Regions from separate parts of the Homo sapiens genome. Here region 2 is linked to region 1. Evidence: chromatin loops called from intact Hi-C (ENCODE). Cell type or tissue: CD14-positive monocyte. All regions are shown on one strand.

The links. A loop is a pair of places that touch in the nucleus more often than their neighbours do. Peaks named below come from ENCODE experiments on the same cell type or tissue, not always from the same donor. Only the 100,000 strongest peaks of a DNase experiment are listed, where the experiment ranks them.
Region 2: a loop joins it to region 1, with 2.4 times the contacts of the local background. A loop is called at or near these places in 1 of 110 quality-filtered maps.

The regions. Positions count from the first base shown.
Region 1 is chr22:31,703,189-31,707,188 of GRCh38, reverse strand. PRR14L (proline rich 14 like) reads left to right here. Exons shown (of 9, transcript NM_173566.3): 5 at 2,463-2,534; 6 at 3,468-3,639. Among named protein-coding and RNA genes, the nearest start is that of PISD, 43 kb to the right of the region's middle. In CD14-positive monocyte, no CTCF peak of the experiment used is centred here; no DNase peak of the experiment used is centred here; H3K27ac peaks cover 561 bases.
Region 2 is chr22:31,802,728-31,806,727 of GRCh38, reverse strand. It overlaps DEPDC5 (DEP domain containing 5, GATOR1 subcomplex subunit), which reads right to left. Exons shown (of 43, transcript NM_001242896.3): 15 at 3,890-4,000; 16 at 2,505-2,566; 17 at 1,813-1,886; 18 at 537-606. Among named protein-coding and RNA genes, the nearest start is that of DEPDC5, 51 kb to the right of the region's middle. In CD14-positive monocyte, no CTCF peak of the experiment used is centred here; no DNase peak of the experiment used is centred here.

The DNA of each region.
Region 1 (4,000 bases):
TTATTTAAATTCAAATGGAAGGTAGAGGGGGTGGTATTTGTAGATACTTTTCATTGGCTCTAAAAATACCTTAACATCATGTGCCTGGGCTTAGAGTTTAGAAGTTTGCTGTTTTTCTTTTCTTTCTTCTTTTTTTTTTGAGACAGAGTTTCACTCTTGTCTCCCAAGCTGGAGTGCAGTGGCGCGATCTCAGCTCACTGCAACCTCCACCTCCCGGGTTCAAGCGATTCTCCTGCCTCAGCCTCCTGAATAGCTGGGATTACAGGCATGTACCACCACGCCTGGCTAATTTTGTATTTTTAGTAGAGACAGGATTTCACCAGGTTGGCCAGGCTGGTCTCAAACTCTTGACCTCAGGTGATCCACCCACCTCAGCCTCCCAGAGTACTGGAATTATAGGCGCGAGCCACCATGCCTGGCCAGAAGTTTGCTGTTTTTCTAAACAAGCTTACAAATGGTTTCTAGCAGGCCGGGCACTGTGGCTCATGCCTATAATCCCAACACTTTGGGAGACTGAGGTAGGCAGACCACAAGGTCAGGAGTTCGAGACCAGCCTGGCCAATATGGTGAAACCCCGTGTCTACTAAGAATACAAAAATTAACCCGGCATCCTGGCAGGTGGCTGTAGTCCCAGCTACTCGGAGGCTGAGGCAGGAGAATTCCTTGAACCCACAAGGTAGAGGTTGCAGTGAGATGAGATCGCGCCACTGCACTCCAGCCTGGGTGACAAAGTGAGACTCCGTCTCAAAAAAAAGAAAAAGGAAGAGTTTAATTATAAAGGAATTAAACTTTTAATAGTTTTCTCCTTTTTTTTTTTTTTTTTTGTGAGATAGAGTCTTGCTCTGTCGCCCAGGCTGGAGTGCAGTGGTGTGATCTCGGCTCACTGCAGCCTCTGCCTCCTGGGTTCAAGCAGTTCTCCTGCCTCACCCTCCCGGGTTCAAGCAATTCTCCTGCCTCACCCTCCCAAGTAGCTGGGATTGCAGGCATGTGCCATCATGCCTAGCTAGTTTTTGTATTTTTGTAGAGACAGGGTTTCATCGTGTTGGCCAGGCTGGTCTTGAATTCCTCACCTCAGGTGATCCACCCGCCTCAGCCTCCCCAAAGTGCTGGGATTACAGGTGTGAGTCACTACGATTGGCCATTAATTTTCTTCTATATAGCTATGTTGTTTTGTTTAGTTTGGTTTTTGAGACAGAGTCTCCCTCTGTCGCCCAGGCTGGAGTGCAGTGGTATAATCTCAGCTTACTACAATCTCCTCCTCCCGGGTTCAAGCGATTCTCCTGTCTCAGCCTCCTGAGTAGCTGGGATTACAAGTACCCACCACCACACCCAGCTAATTTTTTGTATTTTTAGTAGAGATGGGGTTTTGCCATGTTGACCAGGCTGGTCTCGAACTCCTGGCCTCAAGTGATCTGCCCACCTCAGCCTCCCAAAGTGCTGGGATTACAGGTGTGAGCCACTGTGCCCGGCTGTATAGCTATGTTTTATGTGTAACTTGGCTTTAAAGAAAATAATTGGGCCAGGCGCGGTGGCTCATGCCTGTAATGCCAGCACTTTGGGAATTTAAGGTGGGCGGATCACAAGGCCAGGAGTTTGAGACCAGCCTGGCCAATATGGTGAAACCCCATCTCTACTAAAAATACAAAAATTACCCGGGCATGATGGCACGCGCCTATAGTCCCAGCTACTTGGGAGGCTGAGGCAGAAGAATCTCTTGAACCCGGGAAGTGGAGGTTGCAGTGAGCCGAGATCACACCATTGCACTCCAGCCTGGGCAACGGAACAAGACTCAGTCTCAAAAAAAGAAAAAATAATTGGTTTCTCTCTAATATTTTATAAGGTTATAGAAACTGTCAGATTTTATTAGTCAGTACACAACTGAGTGGTATAATATATTCTTTAAATTTTTTAAAATTTATTTTTATTTAGAGATGGGGTCTTGCCCTGATACTCAGGCTGAAGTGCAGTGGTGCAGTCTTGGCTTACTTCAGTCTTGATCTTCCGGGCTCAAGCAGTCTTCTCACCCCAGCCTCTTGAGTAGCTGAGACCACAGGTGCACTCCACCACCCCTGGCTAAATTTTTGTATTTTTTGTGGAAACAAGGTCTCGCCATGTTGCCCAAGCTGGTCTTGAACTCCTAGGCTGAAGCGATCTGCCCACCTCAGCCTCCCAAAGTGCTGGGATTATAGGCATCAGCCACCTTGCCCAGCCACTGTTCTTTCTTTCTGTCTCTGCCTTCTTTCCATTCAAGTTAGAAAATAATCTTCCTGTCAGTCTGCCTCCATTCCAGTGATGGGCACATAAATATAACTCTCCTGGTTGGAAAGCTTTCCTCTTTCTGAGTAACTGACATTTCTTGTCTTCTTGGGGCTATCATGTGCTAATACCCACAATAACATCAAAACCTTTCCTGTTATCCCACTGCCCTTACCTATTGCTTTTGTACTTTTGCTTTACTTTAGCCACACCATGTTACCATATGTGCCTCTTCCAGGCATGGAAGCTACATATAACACCAGCGGCAGTCAGACGAGGTAAGCACATGAGACTCAGCGTGTGTGTGCGCGTGTGCGTGTGTGTGTGCAAGAGAGAGAGTGCATACATAGGTGGTGTGGATCGTCTGTGGCATGACTTTGACCTCTTGTCCTTGTAAACCTGATCTATGTCTCTCAGATAAACATTTCTGAGATTGAAATCTGTTCTATTACAAGCAGCAACTAGGAATGTGTAATAATACAATTTGTTAAAAAAAAAAAAGTGAAAATCACTAACCAGCTTATTGTACCAGAAGTCCCCTCTCAAGCTATTTCATGTCTTAACAGCCAACTTCAGTCCCTGGACAGGATTGATCTTATCTGAGTACTGTTCATTTGTGCGGTTTACCAGATATCTTCCTCACCCAAAAAGTCTGTTCCTTTTTACATTTTTCCTTATAAAATTCCATAGCAATAAAATGGATTACACATTCTTGTAATTTTTTTACATATGTAGATACAGGCTATGTCTGGAAGTGACTAGAATGCAGGTTGACTGGATATATTATTCTCTGGAAAGAAAGAAAAAGTATTGAGGCCTAGATGTTAAGAAGTTGAGGCTGGGCGTGGTGGCTCACACCTGTAATCCCAGCACTTTGGGAGGCCGGTGCGGGTGGATCACCTAAGGTCGGGAGATCAAGACCATCCTGACCAACATGGAGAAACTCCGTCTCTACTAAAAATACAGAATTAGCTGGGCGTGGTGGCGCATGCCTGTAATTTCAGCTACTCGAGGGGCTGAGGCAGGAGAATTGCTTGAACCCGGGAGGCAGAGGCTGCATTGAGCCGAGATCGTACCATTGCACTCCAGTCTGGGCAACAAGAGCAAAACTCCTTCTCAAAAAAAAAAAAAAAAATGAAGAAGAAGAAGTTGAATGTGCTGGAAGTAGAAAGGGAACCCCTCTCATATCTTCTTTCTCTTCATGGTGCTAGGCTGGAGCCTCCATTCCCTGCCTTGGTACCAAAGTCTTGCTTGGTAGCAGAATCAGCTGTCAGCAAGCTCCTGCTTTCAGCCTCTGAGTTCCAGGTTCGTGGATTGGATGAGCTGGATGGTGTGAAAGCAGCATGCCCCTGCCCACAGAGCAGCCCCCCAGAACAGAAAGAGGTAAGTGTAAAGTGCTGGTTGGGTCAGATGATGGTGGCATTGGAGGTGGCCATTGTCAACTCACATCGCATTATAGCTACAGACTGGCTTCTGAGTATCTTTACGTACCACCTTCAGTGTCAGCCGAGTTCTGGAGAGTACTAAGCCAGGAGTTTTTCTCTTGGCCAGTAAAGGACACAGTGGATTTTTTAATCTGCATTGTTTTCCAGATACTTTTTTCTTGCCAACAGCATGTAACAGTGTTTAGAGAATTGGACGAAAGAGCTGCTTTGTGCATTCAAAGAAGATGAGTGGATGGTGATGATGTTCAATTTTGCAACGTCTGTTGTCTTCAACAGTTGCAAACTTTCATGTTGACAGT
Region 2 (4,000 bases), 100 kb before region 1:
AGCCAGAATTTTCATTTCTTTATACTAAGATCTGACCTTTTTATCATATTTCCCCTTTGCTGCAATGCATATCTGCATCTTTGTCTTTATCCCCACTGGTATCTGAGTGGCTTCAACATCTGAATAAAACAGTCAGGTCACAATAAAACGAACTCTTAAACAAACAAACAAAAAATGAACTCTTGGTCTTGGTCATATTTTTCTCAAAGGTATTTCACGCAGTCTGGCCTTGGCCTTGTTATTTATTTATCTAATGTATAAAGTTATAAAGTTTGGGGATGAATTTCTTAACCCTGTTCATGGCCATTGGGAAAGATGAGGGTACCTCAGGACTAAAATAACCCTATCAATGCGTGATAGTCCACAAAGGCTCTCTGCTGATTAATGAAATCTACCTTCTTGGCTGGGCAGAATGGCTCATGTCTGTAATCCCAACACTTTGGGAGGCTGAAACAGGAGGACTGATTGAGTCCAGGAGCTCAAGATAAGACTGGACCACATAATAAGACCCCGTCTTAACAAAAATAAAAACCTACCTTCTTTCCTGCCAGTTTTATTCGTGGGGTGAAACTATTACAAAAGAGCTGGCTTTTGGATGTGTAGAAACTGTAAAAGAAACAAACAGAGTCATTAATCTAAATTCCCTTTATTTTAAAACTCAAAACACAGTTAAAATACTAGGCATGGATCAGCCCTCCTGACATGGGCTTTGTTCTCAGCTTCACTAATCTTCCCAATTTTAACTTCTTTTACAAGAATTCACTACAAAACATTAGTTATGTTTTGTTTTTTGGTAGAGACAGAGTCTGGCTACACTGACCAAAATGGTTTCAAACTCCTGGCCTCAAGCATTCCTCCCACCTCAGCATCCCAAAGTGCTGGGATTACAGGCATGAGCCACTGTGACCGGCCTGAAATTGCTACTTTTGTAGGTCAAAAACAGTCTAATATCATGATATCAAATAGTATAAACTAATAGCTGCAGCTTTGCCATGAACTTGCTATTCAAGACCAGGTTGGCCAACACAGTGAAATCTCGTTTCTACTAAAAATACAAAAATTAGCCGGGCGTGGCGGCAGGCACCTGTAATCCCAACTACGCAGGAGGCTGAGGCAAGAGAATCACTTGAACCCGGGTGGTGGAGGTTGCAGTGAGCCAAGATCATGTCACTGCACTCCAGCCTGGGTGACAGAGTGAAACTCCGTCTTAAAAAAAAAAAAGAAAGAAAGAAAGACAACCCAGAGAAGGATAGAATGCTCTGGAAGCACTGAAGAAAAAGTGGCTGTTAGCTATCAGGGCAGCACAGGAGGAATTCATAAAAGAGAGATGCTGGAGTTGGATCTTGGAAGAAAATAGGCATTTTCAGGAGAAGGGTAGGTGGAATAAGATTAGTGTCATAGTTCAAAAAGATGAGGCACTGGCACTGGCAGAGGGATGAGAAAAGCCATCCCTGAGCTGGAATCAGCAGGATTCCATGTAAAGAGGCGCGGGGACTTCTCTAGAGCTGAAGGAGGTCAGGTACAAATGTTGGTCTTCTACAGTCTGTGGGAGTTGGGAATAGAAGGACATGGGAACTGCAGAGGAAGTAAGTCCTTCAAATTTTGTTTTTATTCTTTTTCACCATAGACTGTTCCTATGATACTGCTACTGCTTTGTGTGTACAGAGCTTTGAGCAAATGTTAGAACTTGGTTTCCACATTTTCTTAACAAAAGGTTTAGTGCCATAATAAGAACTTAACAGATTTAAAGAAAAATGGCAAGGAAGCTGTTCAAAACGCTTATCACCTACTATTGATCGAGATCGCACCCACCTGTGGTTTATCCAGTGAGGGATATTATAGTCATCGCCCAGACGAGAATCACGGGGAGCACTCCGATTATGGAGCTGCAAGGAGAAAAATGAGAGCACAGATAAGCTACAGAACAAGTAGGTTTTGGAACTGCTCTAACTTTTCTGTTTTTCAGGTTTTTAAAAAAAATTTTTTAGGGCTGGGCGCTGTGGGTCATGCCTGTAATCCCAGCAATTTGGGAGGCCAAGGCGGGCGGACCACCTGCAATCAGGTGTTCAAGACCAGCCTGGCCAACATGGTGAAACCCCGTCTCTACTAAAAATACAAAAATTAGCCTGGCATGGTGGCAGGCGCCTGTAATCATAGCTACTCGGGAGGCTGAGGCAGGAGAACTGATTGAACCCGGGAGGCAGAGGTTGCAGTGAGCCAACATCGCACCATTGCACTCCAGCCTGGAGGACAAGAACAAGACATCGTCTCAAAAATAATTTTTTTAGAGATAGAGTCTTGCTTTGCTGCCCAGGCTGGAGTGCAGTGGTTATTCATAGGCATGTTCATAGCAAACTATACCGAAACTCCTAGGCTTAAGGGATCTTCCCACTTCAGCCTCTCGAGTAAGTGGGACTATAAGTGCATGCCACAGCGCCTGGAATTTTTCTCTTTCTAACTATACTCCAACTGGCCTTTAGTAAACAAATCCGAAATCTAATTACCTTGAACAATGGGACAGCATGTAACGGTTGCTCTCCCATGCACACCAAATCCACACCAATTCCTAAAAAAAGAAAAGACAAAAAGAATTGTGGGGAGGGAATGGCAGAGACAAGTGTCCCTATCTATAAATCATGTTATTTAAATGGGTAGTAGGCAAAGCTAACTTACCATTGTATGATTTATAACCTCATAGTGCTGCCTATCCAACAAAGAAGTAAATACATTCATTTTGTCTGTTTCCTCTTTTCCAAGTGCCCTACTAACGTATCATTATTCGGTGCTTGACAATTAGCCTTTGACTGTCCTACAGGTCATGACTTGTTTAAAAAAAGACAACCAAACTTCCATGTTTAAATTTTTAAGGCCAGAAAGGAACAGTAACTTTGTAATATCTCAGTAAAAAGTAAAACAATCCACATCACTTAACAGAGCTTCTTTAGTGGCATCAGGATTTACTTTCCAAACTCCTTTTTTTTTTTGACAGTCTTGCTCTGCTGCCCAGGCTGACATGCAGTGGCGTGAGATCACGGCTCACTGCAACCTCCACCTTCTGGGTTCAAGCAATTCTACTGCCTCAGCGTCCCAACTCCATCTTGTTGATGAAACAAATCAAATTGGGGGGTGTGGGGCTGAGTTGGGGATACGAGGCACATCATGGAGGAAGGACTGGACTAGATGACCTGATAGTGCATCTGAAAATGGGCTGACAGCGGCTGGGTGTGGTGGCTCATGCCTGCAATCCTAGAACTTTGGGAGGCCAAGACGGGCGGATCACAAGGTCAGGAGATCGAGACCATCCTGGCTAACACGGAGAAGCTCCACCTCTACTAAAAATACAAAAAAAATTAGCCGGGCATGGTGGCGGATGCCTGTAGTCCCAGCTACTTGGGAGGCTGAGGCAGGAGAATAGTGTGAACCCAGGAGGCGGAGCTTGCAGTGAGCCAAGATCACACCACTGCACTCCAGCCTGGGAGACAGAGCGAGACTCCGTCTAAAAAAAAAAAGAAAGAAAGAAAATCGGCTGACAGCACATGGGTCCCTTGAAATCATCCCTCCAGGAAGGCTTCTCTAGTGCCAAATATGTTTGGGGAACTCAGAGTACCCTGACACAACCTTTAGAGAAAAACAACCTACACTAACATATTAAAAACTGAGGAAGACCTGTCATTATGGAACCTGCTTATCTTTGCATGACCCAGCATTTCCCAAACTGATTTGACCATGAAATTTTAGCACCTGACACCTATTGACATCCACAGACGTTGTGACACACAGAACACTATGTAGAGCTCCTCACACTCTAAGAAGTCAGTGAAGCTCACAGTTCTAAGGGGAAATCAGGCTAGGAACATGTGGAGACAGGGCACAAACCAGAGAGCATTACCATTATCTATCATCCGCTGCTTGGTCAGGATCATGAGTAGGCGGTCCACTTCAAAGACACCCACCCCGGGCGTGATCACCACTGACATCTGCCCAGTTCGGTCAAAGTTGC